Regions from separate parts of the Mus musculus genome. Here region 1 is linked to region 2. Evidence: chromatin loops called from intact Hi-C (ENCODE). Cell type or tissue: gastrocnemius. All regions are shown on one strand.

Region 1 (8,000 bases), 150 kb before region 2:
CCCAAGGTTCAACTCAAGTTGGGCAAGTCCGTTAAGTAAGAGGGGACGATCACGGCCTCCAATAGGATACCGAAAGCCCCGACTAGGCACTGGGGTCTTCTCACCTACCTAAACTCACCTTCTTTCAGACCTCTACCCTAGGCGCATGCGCGCTGGCGCTGCGCTCGCCCCCTCCCTCCGCGGGCTCCAGACTTCCGGTTCCGCCCCAACCGAGGGACAGAGCGTGATGGCCGCAGACGGGACATTGTCAAGAGGGGGCGTTGGAGAGGCTGTGGAGGAAGAGCATCCGGGGGCTCTGGAACCCGGGGCCGCCCCGTTCGGAAATTTCCCTCATTATTCCCGCTTCCACCCTCCCGAGCAAAGGCTCCGCCTTCTGCCCCCGGAGCTTCTTCGGCAGCTCTTCCCTCCCGAGGGTCCCGAGAAGAGGCCGATCCTAGGGCTCGACGTGGGGTGTAACTCCGGGGTGAGTGACGCGGCAGGGATCGGAGCGCCGGGAGCCCAGCGATGGTCAGCCTCCGCGTCCTCCGTGGTGCTGGCCTGGGCGTGGCATCAAAACTCAAAGCCCAGAGTGGGCTTTTAAAGTATAGCCTTGACAGACACGTGCACGTCCCAGCCCTCCCTTTGGGGCCCCACGGCCGAGTGAGGAATTTTGAGCAATCCACAACTCATTCCAAAAATTCCCGCCAGACCGCTGGGGAGGAGGACCGTCTGATCTGGACTTCCGGCGTTTGCCTCCTCTCTTGCTTTGCTGGTCTTCTTGGCTGGGGAACGGGGATCCCCTTCCCTTCCCCCCCCCAAAAAATCTGGGAATCCTGATTCCTAAAAGATAAGAGCCAGGGTGACGTAATCACGGCTGAAACTTAAGGCTGTAGATATACAGTGCAAGACAGACCTGGAGCCAGATCCTTATTTACTTGTGCTAACAGAGTACAACGGTGAACAGTAGAGAGGGATCAAGAAAGAAAATAGATCATCCGGCCAGAGGAGGAAGCCTTAACCACCTTTCCCACCGCAGAGTGTTTTCAGACATGTAATGATTAGAGTCAAACCGCAGCAAAAATAAGGAAATAACAGTCTCGCCTATTTGTAGCTAGTTAGTGGATGTCCCAGTGAAGCGGGCAGTTTTATCCAACATTACAAATGGTTAGGACCCTCCGCCATTCGCTCCACATTCCATCACCAGAGTCCAGGGATAGACCTTTTGCCCACGTGTAATTCTAGCTCTCAGAAGACAAGCATTCCCACAAGTCTGAAGCTAGCCTAGGCTACTAAGACCATGTTTCCAAAAACGACAAAAAAGAGACATTGGTGGGTGGTGAAGACCTTTGAGGGTCTCAGTTGAGGAGAGCTTTTGGTTATAGACTACAGTAACCAGCTGGGTGTGTGTCCCTGTAAACGTGTCACCGTGGTATAGGAAACCAGCAGAAAAACAGAAAAGAAAAACATTTTTAAAAAAAAGATTTTAAAATTGTAAACAGTATATACAGAGCCACAGTAGAAAGGACACGGTTGCAATTGACTAAGGCAGTTGTTCTCAAGTTTACTTTTGAACATTTATTTATTTACGCATTTATCCACTCATTTTTGTTTTACACAAGTTCTCTCTGCCCTCAATATGGAGACCATGCCGGCCTCAAAAACAGAGTCCGATAGGAGGGAAGCAAATCAGGGTAGGAGGAAATTTAGTGGCGTGGTGTGGGTCCTTGTGCCTTCAACTGTGACTTTGAACAAAGTTAGTGTGACTGTGCAGTTTGTTAGACACACAGAATCTCAGCCTACCCCACCCCCACCCCCGTCTACTTAGCCAGCATCTGTATTTTAAGATGACCCCGGAGGTAACTTGTGTATTGTTAAGTTAGAAGGGGTTCTAGGAACTCAGCTCCATTCTTCAGAGCGCTGTTCTTTCAGAGGACCTAAGTTCCATTCCCAGCATCCTTGAGGGCAGCTCACAACCACCTGGAACTCTAATTTCAGCAGAGCAGAAGTCCTCTTCTGGCCCCTCTGGGCATCCGTACACATATTAGCATGTGTAAGCACTAAGACTCATGCATACACATACAAAAGATAATTTTTAAAAATAGTTAGAAAAGCCTGGTTTGAATAAAAGGAACTTTATGTAGCCGAAGTCTTATTATTAGTGTCCATGTGACTTTAGCTAACTAAGTAAATAACCTTGATCCATAATTTTTAAAATGTGGAGTTTAATGTGAATTATTCCATACTTTCATGAAAGTACATAAAACATAAGTCTGTACTGTACAAGTTATAAGGCAAACACCGTTGTGATCACTCTCATCGTCAGCCCCCAAAAACCTTTATATGTCGTTTCCTATTTTAAAAGCCCCTTTCACCCACAGGCAACAGTTAGCCTGTTATTGTCTTGCTTTTGTTTATATAATTCTCATTTTCTTTTTAAATTTATTTTTAAATTTATTTTTTAAATTTATTTTTATTTTTTTAAATCTTACTCATTTTCTAACCCTAAACAATATGGTTTAATTTTCCCACTTTGGGATTTTGTATAAAGGAAAACTTGTCTGACAGTAATACCAGCATTTGGGAGGCTGAAGCTGGGAGATCCCAAACTGTTAAGAGACCAGTCTGGTCTACATAGACTTATTTAAAAAACAAAAACAAAAAACAAAAAAGGAGGAAACTTGCCATCTACTTGATTTTCCTCTTCAGCAGTATGTCTTTGAAAGTTTTTGGTTTTTTTTTTTGTTGTTGTTTTTTGAGACAGAGTTTGTCTGTGTAGTCCTGGAACTCACTCTGTAGACCAGGCTGGCCTCGAACTCAGAAATCCGCCTGCCTCTGCCTCCCAAGTGCTGGGATTAAAGGCGTGTGCCACCACTACTTGGGTGTATCAAGCCAAGCTCCTCAGTTTTATGCTGTTATTGCTAATACCCCGTTGCCATGAATGAATGACTCGTTCACACTTGAACAGCCGAGTGGTTCCCGCCATGTGTGTTCTTCACCCGCGTGAGAAGTTGCAGAGGTGACAGAGACTGCACAAAACCACGTGTTTGAATTAGTTACAGTTAGAGGGAAGAGGTGGTGTCTCGTTTGAGAGTCAGAAGCGTGCTAAGATGGGTGGCCAGATCAGATCATCACACTCCCGGCTAGAAAGACTCACAGAGACTTTTAAGAGTGGTGGCTTCAAAGGCAGAGGCGGTTTCAGGAGGCGGTGCAAGCTCACACGGTAGAGGCAAGGCCGGGTGAGAGCTTCCTAGAGCCCAGACTTTGCCGACTCCGAGAAAACAGGTTTTTACCAGGTACTGCTTTATTCCCCAGCTTCCCGACGAGGGACACCACTCACACTTCCGGAGTACTTTCCTTTGGATATGAGACACCCAGAAAGGGATAATGAATAGAATATGCCAATATATTGTTTAAGCTGGGAAACACTGCCCTGAGCTCTTTGCTGGCCTTTGTCATATCGTTTGGTTTATAACTTTCAACTGTACAACTCAATCTGTTGTCAGGGTCAGGGTCCAGGTAGCCAGGCACGGGTAGGGAAATCAGGAGTTCAGGGCTATCCTCGGCTACATGAGTTTGAGTTGAGCCACTTAAGACTGATTTAAAAAGAAAGGAAGGAAGGAAGGAAGAAAAAGAAAAGGTAAAAACTGAATGTAGGGTACAGGGTGGGTGCATTATAGCTCGCAGCCCCTAGGGGGCGCTAAGAGTCTGCTCATGAAAAAAAATATCCTCTCTAGATTATTATGTTAAGAGCCTCACTTCCGGTACAGGCAGAGGTCAGTGGCGGTCTCAAAGGATGAGAGGTTTCTTTTCCACGCACTGTTAGAGAGCTGCAATGACAAGGCTCTTTTGGATTCCTCTAGGATCTGAGTGTGGCTCTGTACAAACATTTCCTTTCCCCTCGCGATGGGGAGACCTGCTCCGGTGCATCCAGAGAACTCCGCATCCTCTGCTGTGATATAGATCCAGTCCTTGTGGAGAGGGCTGAAAGAGACTGTCCCTTCCCTGAGGCTTTGACCTTTATCACCCTGGACATCATGGATCAAGAGAGCAGGAAGGTTCCCTTGAGTTCTTTCTTGAGCCAGTTTGGGCGTTCCGTTTTTGACATGGTCTTCTGCATGTCAGTAACCATGTGGATTCATCTGAACCACGGGGACCGTGGTCTGTGCGAGTTCCTGGCCCACGTCTCCTCTCTCTGCAGCTACCTCCTCGTGGAGCCACAACCCTGGAAGTGTTACCGGGCAGCTGCAAGGCGCCTGCGCAAGCTGGGACTCCACAGTTTTGATCACTTCCGCTCGCTGGCCATCCGAGGTGACATGGCCAAGCAGATCGTGCGGATCTTGACGCAGGACCACGGGATGGAGTTAGCGTGCTGTTTCGGCAACACCAGTTGGGACCGAAGCCTTCTGCTCTTCAGAGCAAAGCACACCCACGAGACTCAGGCAATCCCCGAATCGTCAACAAAAGAGACACGGACAGATTAAGATTCCGAAGGCCACGGGACACACACCAGTAAAGAGATACCGTGGAGCTTTAACACGGAGAATCGAGTTTGGATCCCAGAGACATCAGGCAGCCTTGAGACCTGGCAGGGGCTTTTGGCAAAGTGTCTGAAGCAAGCGGCTGAAAGGCACAGTCCGTGTTCCCTGTTGTTTGGAATAGCTCCCACGGGAATGAGTTCGCGGGACAGTGAACGAGGCAGCTGGACGGAGAGTATGTTCTTGAGGAGTGAAACTGCTCTTTGGGAAGTTGATTTGTTTCCTGAGAAGCATTAGGGTATCGGGTGTGCTCGGCAGCGAGTCTAACACCAAACCTCATCTCCAGCTCTAAGGGGTTATTTATTAAAAAAAGAAAGAACGAAAAAGGCTGTGTCGTTTCTTTGCTCTCCTTAAAATCTGATCTGGTTTCTTCTGGCATTTTCTGGGGATACAGGACCTGCCTTGAGGTAAAGCCTCACAATGAGATCTTCGTGTATAATGAGGTGCTGGCCTGGCTACAGGAAATGGCCAGTCAAGCAGATATCTAGAGCCAGACAGGCCTTGGCACAGTACTTACAGATACTAGAAGCTGGGCGTAGTGGTGGATGCCTGTAATCTAGGCACTTGGCAGGCAGGGGCAGGAGGATCAGGAGTTTAAGGCCAGCCTGGGCTACATGAGTCCCTGTCTTTAAATAAAATAAAATAGAAAGTAATGACAACAGATATTTATGGCTTGGGTAAAGCTTAATCGCAGAGTATTTACCAAATTCTTGCAAAATTTGATCCCTAGTCTTCTCATCCCCCACAATAAAGTAAAATTTAAATTATGAACCCTGAGGTAGATAGCAATTTGGGTCTGCAGTACAGCTCAGTAATCTCATTTTCCTTCTCTCTTTCCCCCTCCCCCTCTCTGATTTTCAGGGACTAAGGATCAGGCACAGGGCTGGACCCTGCAGACACTCTGCAATCACTCTGCCAGTGGGCTGCATCCCCAGCCTGATTCTATTGTGTTTTCCTTTTTATGATTTTTGGGGACTTTTTGTTTATTTGTTTGTCTTTTAAGACAAGGTATCTATGTAGCCTTGGCTGTCTTAGTTTATATATTTCCTGTGTATTTTGTTTTGCCTGTATGAATATCTATGCTCCATGTGCATGCAGTTCCCAAAGAGACCAGAAGAGGGCATCAGATTCCCTGGGACCGGAGTTAACAGATGGCTGTGAGTCACTACCACGTGGGTTCTTGTACTCCTGATCCTTCAAGAGCAGCCAGTGCTGTTGGCTACTGAGCCATCTCTCCAGCCCGCATGCTGGCCATTTTTAAGTATACAGTCCTATGGCATTAAGTACATTCACAGTGAAGGTCCTGTTTTTAGCAAGCATCTTGATTCTGACACAAGTGGACGAGACAATACTTTTGACAGCTTAGGATTCTGTCTAGCCTCCTGGAGAAAGGCCTTCTATTTCTGATCATTTCATGTATCTACACCCTACTGGCTCCTAAATATACTGGTAGCCCACTCCCAGGGTTCTGGGCCAATATTTTCCTGTTCTGTAATCATAATTCCCTCTGAAGTAGTTATTAGGCATCTTAATGATATATCACCTCACATCCCAAAAGCAAACTAACCCCACTTCCACGCCTAACCTCGGCCCCACTGTGGCATTTATTTATTGCACACCCTAGGAACTTCAGTTGGCATCTTTACACTCCCCATGCTGAAAGAGGCGCAAAGCCCAGCAAATCCTTCAGTAGCGTGTAAATCCCGTTCACAGCGTCCATCTGTCTGTCCGTGTGGCGGTACTTCCTTCTGATCTGTCTCTTGCCTGCCCTCACGCATACTTTTACAACCGAGACAGCGCCCTCCCCTTCCTAAGCCCAGAAGAGCTGAAGGATAAGCAAGAACTTTATGGAAGAATGCATTAACCAAGAACAAGGGTGCTGTTACTTGGTGACGGTGCTCGGTCAACACGGCACAGGCCGAAACCGCGTGCTTAGTTAAGACAGACAGGAGAACCGCAAAAAAAAAATGCAAATCTTACTGAATTACCTTTTTTTTTCCCCCAGGATAAGGAAGTGTTGCCATGTTCAGTTTGAGGGCCACCAAACATTTTAAATCAGGGTTAGGAGACAGTGGGAATGGAAGGATGGGAAAAGAGGCCAGCGTTGGGCGGTCTCAGATTGATTGCAGTGGGAGACAGAGCTAAGTCTCCATGTTCTCTGCACCTTGTGGCTCTGCCCAGCTCTCTTCACCCTTCACCAAGGCTGTGCAGCGGCTATATTTAACACCATGACAGGCTGTATAACTGACTCCCTCATACCATCCCGACAGCAGAAGGGGCTTTGACGATGTAATTAAAGATCCTGAGACAGGGCGGGTAGCTGGGATCTCTTTTAAAAGGGAGGCAGAAGGAGATCTAGCCACAGTAGTTGTAGTAACAGAAGTTTGGATGGTAACGAGGAAGGACTGCAAACTGAGGAATGCAGACAAGGGAACACATCCCTCCTGATTCTCTAGAAGGCACTCAGCACAGATACTGTAATCCTCCGTTTCTGGCTGGGATTGTAAACGTAAGCTACATTGTTTCAAAGCAAGCTAGTGATTTGTTACAGAGAGAAAACAGTACTCATAGGAGCTGCTTACTGCAGGACTGGCTCAAAAGGTCTCAAATGGAGCCAGGTCCAAACAACTGTTTTGGTTTTGGCTTTGTTTCTGTAGCCCTGGCTGTCCTGGAACTGACTTTAGGCCAGACTGGACCCCAACCCACAGAGATCCACTCCACTGCTTCTGCCTCCAGAGCGCTGGGATTAAAAGCATGTGCCACCATGCGCAGATGTCCCAAACAACCCAATGGCAGAAAATGGCCCCAGTGACCAAAGGATATGCAGGGGCTACACCTCCACACGTGCAATTGAGAACAAGTCAACCATGAAAGCCTTCAGGTCTGAGTCCAACCTGTTTGCTAGTGGCGAGCTACTGAATAGTTGGGTAGGAGGAACCATTTGTTGAACTTCATTACAGTCCGTGTGGCTGCCAGAAGAAAATGTGCAATTAGGGGGGGCTGGAGAGATGGCTCAGGGGTTAAGAGCACCGACTGCTCTTCCAAAGGTCCTAAGTTCAAATCCCAGCAACCACATGGTGGCTCACAACCATCTGTAACGAAATTGGATGCCTCTTCTGGAGTGTCTAAGACAGCTATAGTGTACTTACATATAATAAATAAATAATATTTTTAAAAATGTGCAATTAGTGCTCATAAAGATGAGGCCCTGGAACCAAGTAGACAGTGACTGTTCAATCCCCCAGGAGAGCCTCGAAGACCATGACAATGTCATCTTTATGTCAAACCAGCATAACTAAGGCCCCTGCACCAAGTACATTGAACCTTTTTAGGGCTCACGACAGACAGAGAAAATGAGCCTGGATATACTTTAACATTTACAAAATCATGAGCTGGGTGTGACCTCAGCACTTGGGAGGCTGAGTCTGGGGACAGCATGAGCTCCAGGCCAGCCCACACTGTGTCCATCCAGACCCTGTATCCAAA
Region 2 (8,000 bases):
CCACCTCTCCCTTTCAGCTGCTGGACACCAAGTCCACGGACCGAAAGATGACCCTGCTGCACTTCATTGCCTTGACGGTGAAGGAGAAATACCCGGAACTGGCTAACTTCTGGCAGGAGCTGCACTTTGTGGAGAAGGCTGCAGCAGGTGAGGGTGCCCTCTTCAAGACGATCCCAGGAAGCTGAACAGGAGGAACACCCGGTCCATTTCTGGCTTTTGCTATCTTCTTTCTCACTACTAAATCTATGAGCAGGGGCAACCCCAAAGAGAGTGAGCCTTCCATGTGCTCAAGTAGGATCAGGTTTCCCTTAGCCTGGCCCAGAGAGTGTAGTTCTCTAATCATGTCTGTGATGTGATTAGAAAACCTGTAAAGCCCCCTACAGACAGATACACAGTACTACTGTTTCTGTCCTGCCCGGGTGGTGGGGGGGGTGGGGGGACGGGGACAGGACGGGGGACGGGGACTAGCTGTCTCTGGTTTTCCTTCCTTTGCTACCTTGTTCTTTGGGCCCATGAACTCTCTCCATTCCCTCCTACTGCCCGAGAGAGCCCAGCCTGCTTGACACAGACTTCTCTACATGTACATCCCTGAAGTCTATGCCAAGGGGACATGGTGGGACAAATGTGCTGTAGGCCTGGGTAAGCCTCAGCCAGGCTCTTGGTAAACAGTGTCCCTGGAGAACGTGCTGCTAGACGTGAAAGAGCTGGGCCGGGGAATGGAGCTGATTCGGCGGGAATGCAGCATTCATGACAACAGCGTCCTTCGAAACTTCCTTAGTACCAATGAAGGCAAACTGGACAAGCTCCAGCGTGATGCCAAGACTGCCGAGGTGAGTGAGGAACTGGGGTGGGGGGGAAACAAACATCTAAAGCCAGCACAGTGGCCACTTGAGGTAGGCATCCAACTCTTGGCCAGCAGTGTGGGCAGGTGAGGGGGTAGTAACAAGGGACTTTAAAGATAGCAGATATCCATGTCTGAAGCTATGACTTAGGAGGGGCTTGGGTAACTGGCTTTCCTCTCCTGGCAGCAGGCTTTGCTTTCTGTGGGCCTCCTCCCCACTGGGATGACCCCTCTGTCTGCCCTTTACTTACTCAGGAGGCCTACAATGCAGTTGTGCGCTACTTTGGTGAGAGTCCCAAGACCACACCTCCTTCTGTGTTTTTCCCAGTATTTGTCCGATTCATTCGTTCTTACAAGGTAAGTTGAAGAAACGTTTCAGGAGTTATGCTGGTAGAAGATGATTAGTCAAGAGCGAGCCTGGGCTTCAAGTCTGAGACTTTTCCAGTTCCTAAGGTCTAGGGAAGGAACCATGGAAGCTGGCGACAGGCCTCTAAACTGTGGACTGGTGGGCAGGGTGGGGGCCCAGGCCCTTCCTTTCATTGTTCAGAGCAGGAAGTACCCCTCCAGAGAGTGGCCACCTGGGGTTAGCTGGTCCCACTGCCACCCACCCTTCATGCTTAGTGTCAGGCCCTCCCTTCCAGCCTGTGAAAACCTCAAGCTCCTTCCCCTCTCTTGGTCCTATCTAAGGAAGCAGAACAAGAGAATGAAGCTCGCAAGAAACAAGAGGAGGTAATGCGGGAGAAGCAGCTGGCTCAGGAAGCCAAGAAGCTGGATGCCAAGGTGGGTGGGACCAAGAGCTGGTCTGGAAGACAGGACAGAGAATTGAGGATTCAGGGAGCAGGGAGCAAGGAGCAAGGAAGGACATGGAGAACCAAGACACACACACACACACACACACACTCTCTGTGTCTGTCTCCCTCCCTCCCTTGGAGTGGCTGACAGCGTGAGTCTAGAGGGAGGGGTAGACACCGATGGACAGGACACAGGGTTACTCTCAGCAGGGTCATCTTCAGCCTACATCTTGGGACAGGAACCAGTTGCTTTTGGGTTAGTGATGACTTCCTTCCCCTTGTAATATCTGGCTTAGACTCCATCCCAGCGGAACAAATGGCAACAGCAGGAGCTAATTGCAGAGCTGAGGCGGCGCCAAGCTAAGGAACACCGGCCTGTTTACGAGGGGAAGGATGGTACCATTGAGGACATCATCACAGGTGGGACGTTTGTCCACTGGGCCCAATTCCCAGAGCCTGACCTAATTCCCTTTGGTCCTGCTTCCTAGTCTGTTTTCCCATAAGACCTGATCACTGTCTCTCCTGGGCCGTAGTGTTGAAGAGTGTCCCTTTCACGGCACGTACTGCCAAGCGGGGCTCACGTTTCTTCTGTGATGCAGCCCACCATGACGAGTCAAACTGTTAGCCTGACAGGTACTGGGCACTCTAGCTGCCCTCTCTGCATGCCTTGGAGTCATCTTCTGGTAGCATCCTCCCAGTGATGGAGACACAGACTTTGCATGCTGCATGCTCTGAGAAACACAGCTTATCCCTGCATGGGTCCTCCCACTAATACTGTCCTAGCTACTAAGATCCAAGGGTTAAGGTGTCTCTGGGCCAGGGTTAGGAGCTAGGCCAGAGCAGGCAAGACCTAATGCTTTGGATGACTGAGGCTCCAGTCATAGACCCAAAGTATCTTGCTTGGGTCCTGGTCTCCCCTAAGAGTTCTAGTAGCTCCTACTCAGGGATAGATGTCCCTAACCTCTGCTTCTTGACATCTAGTTTGGCTTAATATTTTCCTGGGTGGCCTTTAGTTTCCTATGCTACCCTCTGAGAATCGTTCCAGCAGTTTTTCTAGCTGGCTCTCAAGCCTTCCTCTAAGAGCTTCCCTGACCTTTTCATGGCTGACTTCTTCCTCAGGTGCTGTCTTGCTCGGTGTCCCTGCCTAGTCACTGTTCATGCGCTTGTTTTCCCCACAGGCTTTAACCACCAACGCATGGTCGTTCACAGTCAAGTCAGGAGTGCTGTACCACCCAGTGGCCCTCCTCGAGCTCCAGGTCCCCACTGAGATCCTCCTGGAGGCAGAAGTACCTTAATTCTCAGAGTCCTGCAGATCTGGACAGTGGGCCCAGGGCCCAGCAGAAGGCTGTGTTGTTCAAGCTCCTGCTGCTCCAGCTGAGGCTGGCTCGTCCCTGTGCCACTGTGGGCACTAGGTCTATAGGGGTCTGACATTTCCCTAGTGCCCCCCATAGTGCACTTTGCCCCAAGTCTTCAACTTCATTTCCTGAAGGGTCAGTTCAGGGCTGGGAAAAACCACTTCCGGCTTCAGCACACGAGGGTACACAGCCCCCCTCTTCCCAGGGTCTAGTGGGATCCTAGAGGAGGAAGTACATCCAAGAAGAAATACGGGTCCCCCCACCCCGCCTTTGCAATCCCACAGTCAGCTCTGGTTTAGAGAGTATCCACACTAATGGATCCCTGGACTCTGCCAATATTGGATAATCTTTGCCTGGGCCCACTCTGCTGAGCCCTAGTAAAAAGGGACAGAGGAGCAATGGCAGGCCCACTGGCTGCCTGCGTCTTCAGGGTTCTTTTGTTGCTGTTCTGCTCTCCTAGACCCATGTCCCACCCACCTTGGCACCCATCTTCTTGGCTTCCTGAGCCAGCTGCTGTCCTGCATTGCCTCCTGCTCCACTTCCTTAAAACCAAAGGATTGTGGAGGAAGACCTGTGGCTTTCAAAAGTGGAAAAAGAAGGGCTAACACTTAACATGCAGAGTGGGTGGCAGTGGGAGCAGCTGACCCCTGGCGGTCTCCCTCTGGATGGGCACTTCCTGCTCCAAACAATGCAAGGAAGGGCTTGGACCCCACCCTGCCTGCTGTCTTCCCACTGATTGAAGAGCAGAGGCACTGTCTGTCCCAGCTCCAAGACTGCTAGAGGAAGGATGTGCCGCAATCTCACCTTTCCTCAGCTAGGTGGACTCTGGCCCAGGAACAGGCAACAGAGGATCTTCACAGACTATTTGCTCAATTCCCTACTGGGCTCTGACCCTGGAAGGGAATGCAGGGGCACTTTGTTTTGTATATGTATCTTTTCCTTTCTTGTACATAAATCCCAGACCTCTCAACAAAGTCTTGCACCAAGCTGTCTTCTCTTTGTCAGAGTGGCCATGAGGATATGAGTTTGGGTGGGAAGTGTTTTCCTCCATTTCAGGAGTGATGAGCCTAGATGGCAGGGGAAGCCTGGCTGGGCTTTAAACACAGGGAGGAAGCTGTCAGAACTGGAGTGCCCTCTGCTGGTCCCCAGTGGATAGTACATGAAGAGGACAAAGGAGTTGTAGATCATGTTATAAATATTATTTAAAAAACAAAACAGAACACATACATCGGGTCCCAGGGGAGAGGAAGTAGTGGTGGAGCCCCAGGGCCAGGTCAGGCAAGAGCAGGCACTGATGCTAGAGGGTGAGGACCCTGCCCTCGGCCACCCAGGCTGTGTCCAAGCAGCCTGTCTCTTTCCTGGAGACCCCTTCTCACACTATCTACTGGCATCACCCACCCCGTGGTATAGACTGCCCATCTCTGGTCTGGGGCTGAGGGCAAGGACTGCACTAGTCTGAGAACTAGGGGACCCTTGAACACCAAAAGCAACCTTGAGAGGTGCTAACAGTAGTGTGTTGGGGGTGGGTTACTTTAGGAAAAGTGGACACAGACCAGACAAGACGAAGGAGTCTGAGGCAGATGCTGAGGCGACCCTGGAGCCACTGCCTCACGAAGTCCAAGGCAGAAAGTAGCTCGTGGGGTCATTGGTGGTCGTCCAGCTGCTGTAGGAGTGTCCGCCTTCGCCTCTCCAGCTCCCCCTCACTCAGCTCGCTTTCTGACGTGTCCCAGCCTGTCTGTTGAGCAAAGGTGTGACTTACCTGAGCCCCCTAGTCTGTGTCACAGGCTGGGGCGAAAGCCAGGTCCTCCCATTCACCTTCTCCTTCTTGATTCCGAAGCCTGGGGAACGGTTAGGGAGCTCTGCCTGCCGGGGTTCCCTGTCCTGTTCCTGTTCTCTGTCTTCACTCTCCTTACCAGCTTTGTCTTCGGGGTCCGTCTCACTGTCAGGACTGGTCTGTAAGAGTTCAGAGCCCATCTCAGCAGTTGAGCGGCACAGCTGGGAGGCAGGTGACATGACTGCAGAATCTCAAGACGACTCCTCCACTCACCGACTTGTGTCTTCTTTTCTTGGTTTTCTTTTTTGGTTTCTTGGTTTTCCGAAGACCATGATCTATAGGGTTTAAAAAAAAAAATCTACGCTGAGTCCCATCGGGAGAAGGCAGCTCCTTGCCTGGGCAGAGATAGGAAGTCTTGCTCCACAGTGAGGCCCTCCCATCCCAGTCAGCCCTCAGCGGTCTGGGATTTGCTGTGCCTCTATCCCAGCACTCTAGTTCCCGGGCTCCTAGAAACTGCTTACCTGACCCAAGAAGAAGGTGGGAAGATGGGGAGCCTGGTCCTCCAAGAGCAGCACCCCCACTTTCAACTGAATCAAGTGAGGAGGAGGGCTCAGAGCCAGATTCTGAGGGGTTCCGCCTCCTCCGCTTGGGGGGCCGGAGGGATGGTGGGGGCAGCTCCTCTTCATCTGACTCAGAGCCCTAGGCAGAGGAGTAATACTGGTCAGCCCAGAAGCCCTCATCTAGGAACTGGGGACAGGGAGTTCAGAGCCAAGGAGGTAATGTATGGGGAGAGGTGTTTAATTTGTATGAAACAGTCCAGCCTCACCCATGTCCCTCTACCTGCCGACTCACTGAGGGTGAGTGTGAACGCTTGCGATGGTGTTTCTTGCCCTTTCTGCCATGCTTTCGGCCTTTGGTGTGGAGGTGCTGGCATTCAGTCTGCTAGAGGCAGAGGGAGAGGTGAGAACCTTGCCTTCCTGTCTCAGCTAGGGCCCTCTGTCTATTCTAGGGCACCCTCAGTCCTTCCCTTCTTTAGCTGGGCAGGTAAAAGAGCCTTTACGGTGACAAGCTATTGAAGGTCTCATGCAAGCCTAGAGTTCAAAGATACATAGATCAGGGTGGCCAAGTGCCTTACCTCCAACACCTGCAGGAACTCTCGGAAGAGCCGGATCCGCTCCGACTCCAGGGTGATCTGCTCAAAGGCTGAGTCGCACACAAAGCGCTCACGGACCTTGAACGGGGAGAGCACTGCTGATCAGACCAGGCCCTGCCTGGACCAGCTTGGACACCGCCACGAGAACTGGGCAGGGCTGGGGCAGAGGAAGGAAGGGAACTGGAGCTGGCCCAGGGCTTGTGCTGTGACTGGGGTGGGCCCTCAGTGGTGGAGAAGCTCCGCTGCCCTCAGGCCTGAGGGTGATTGGGGCCAGGCTGTGCTTCTGACCTCTTCCCAGGCAGTGCCCAGCTCCAGAGCAGGCACGGCCTGCCTCAGCATGCTTCGAAAGGCAGCTTCTCTGCGCCGCATCCTTCGGGCCTCCTCCTTTTCCCGTTCCCTCTCCCGTGCCTCTGCTTTTTCCAGCAGCTGAAGGCAAAGGGAAACAGAATAGGGTCAGGGGTACCTTAAGAGGTAGGAAGATGTGTCCCAAACCCAAGATAATCAGCAGGGCAGTTAGGAGGAACAAGACATTGGGGTAAGTGAGAGGACCACCCAGGCTTGCCCGTCCCCTCACACTATTGAAGGTCAGCTTGATGTTGCCTGCGTCCAGCGCAGCAGCCCTCTTGTCAAAGCTTATGACGTGGGCGAAGTCCTCAAATGCTGTGTTCACCTCCACACAGAAGCCCCGATCCTGTGGGCACAGCAGTGTGTGAAGGCCAGGGGCACCACAGGCCAGTGGGCAAAAGGGATCAGGCTGCAAGGTGTTCAAGCCTGGCCTCTGCCCTCAAATAGGATCCATAAGACTTGTGACACACCTTAGAAACCATGCTAAGTCTTCATCTTACTGGCCCCATCCGACCTGTGTGGATTCATATGGAGCCAAAAGAGTCAGCAAGTGTCTTCCGTCTTGATAGATGACTGAGTTATTACAATTAGGTCTTTGTTCCTCTGGCCACAGCTGGGCCTTCCTGCTGCTCATGGAAGCTGCCATGCATGCTTAACATCTGGTCTATACCCTTTGCCTCATGTTCTGGGTGCTTACTGGGTAGTAGGTTCTCTGCTGAGTGCTTGACACGTTTCTCCACTAATCCTCTCATACTAGGTCAGTCTTCTAATTTTATGCAGACCAGAAAAATGAAATCACTTATTCTAACATATCCCAGGTCTAAATCCCAAATCTGCTTTCAGCCACTACACCTACCCTGAATGCATAGGTCCAGGAAGAGATGTTGGCCATCAAGTGTATAGCTCTCCATCAATATTTAAATCATGTTCATTGTCTTAAGTACACAGCCAGGTTCTGTATTTCTCACCAAAAAGCCTCCATGTGCTAGTGAAGTTAAGGTGCAGGAGAGGAATCTCACTTGGCCAAGCTGATAGGTAAATGGAATTCTGTGTCACAGGCCAGCTTGCCTGTCCTTTCACACAGCTGGCTTCCTCCAGTCTTCCTGCCTGCTGATGGCAGGAGTATACATTGCTTTTTCCCAGGAGTCTTTTCTCTGTCAAGGCTCAGCCCTTCCTGAACACATCCTTTCTATGAGTGAGGTCACAACCAGAGGACTCTGGGTATACAGCTCTGTCTCCCTCCCTTGAAACCTCAGTCTCACTGAAGCTGAAGCCTTCTGTTTTTGTTAAACTATCAGGCCAGGATCATGTCTCTGCCATGCCTCAAGGCTGGGGTTGCAAGCATACCCAGATTTTATGTAGGTGCTGAGGACTCAAGCACAGGTCCTTGTGCTTGCGTGGCAGCCCTTATCTCCCTAGTACGGGCCTTCCCCTGGGAAGGCTTGGACTACATCTTCTTCACTCTCCTCCCCAGGAGCACACAGCTCACTTCACTTAGAATATCCCTCTATCTTGCTTTTAGCGTCTCAAGCTAACTAACTGGTTCTTTCCCTCGGTTTCAATTCCTTAGACACAGCACAAGGAAAAGAAATAAACAATAAGAGATTGTTATAAGCAAGACACTTGACAAAATGGTAAAAAAAAAAAAAATTCTAGCTGTTATTTATCTCTTATATATGGATTGTCCGCAATTCGCAGAGGTTTTCGGGCCAAAGAGCAGACTACTGTGCGATGTGTGCAG

Evidence for each region. Hi-C counts contacts between places; a loop is a spot of excess contacts. Peaks named below come from ENCODE experiments on the same cell type or tissue, not always from the same donor. Only the 100,000 strongest peaks of a DNase experiment are listed, where the experiment ranks them.
Region 1: it touches region 2 in a loop (5-fold over the local background); 17 of 42 quality-filtered maps call a loop at or near these places.

Annotation. Positions count from the first base shown.
Region 1 is chr15:99,466,919-99,474,918 of GRCm38, reverse strand. It overlaps Bcdin3d (BCDIN3 domain containing), which reads left to right and starts at 189. Exons shown (of 2, transcript NM_029236.2): 1 at 189-463; 2 at 3,840-4,835. The coding sequence starts at 227. The coding sequence ends at 4,460. In gastrocnemius, CTCF peaks have their summits at 257, 3,681 (motif pointing right) and 5,621 (motif pointing right); DNase peaks (open chromatin) are centred at 4,259, 4,559, 5,028, 5,642 and 3 more places; H3K4me3 peaks cover 3,030 bases; H3K27ac peaks cover 3,539 bases.
Region 2 is chr15:99,313,183-99,321,182 of GRCm38, reverse strand. It overlaps Prpf40b (pre-mRNA processing factor 40B), which reads right to left. Exons shown (of 26, transcript NM_001370635.1): 19 at 6,489-6,605; 20 at 6,203-6,340; 21 at 5,897-5,992; 22 at 5,614-5,700; 23 at 5,283-5,460; 24 at 5,035-5,096; 25 at 4,803-4,940; 26 at 4,165-4,722. The coding sequence ends at 4,630. It overlaps Fmnl3 (formin-like 3), which reads left to right. Exons shown (of 27, transcript NM_011711.2): 21 at 18-147; 22 at 670-830; 23 at 1,097-1,198; 24 at 1,529-1,621; 25 at 1,929-2,052; 26 at 2,166-2,265; 27 at 2,811-3,971. The coding sequence ends at 2,257. Among named protein-coding and RNA genes, the nearest start is that of Prpf40b, 22 kb to the right of the region's middle. In gastrocnemius, CTCF peaks have their summits at 3,619 and 4,133 (motif pointing left); DNase peaks (open chromatin) are centred at 2,022, 2,244, 3,523, 4,134 and 1 more place; H3K4me3 peaks cover 4,269 bases; H3K27ac peaks cover 7,723 bases.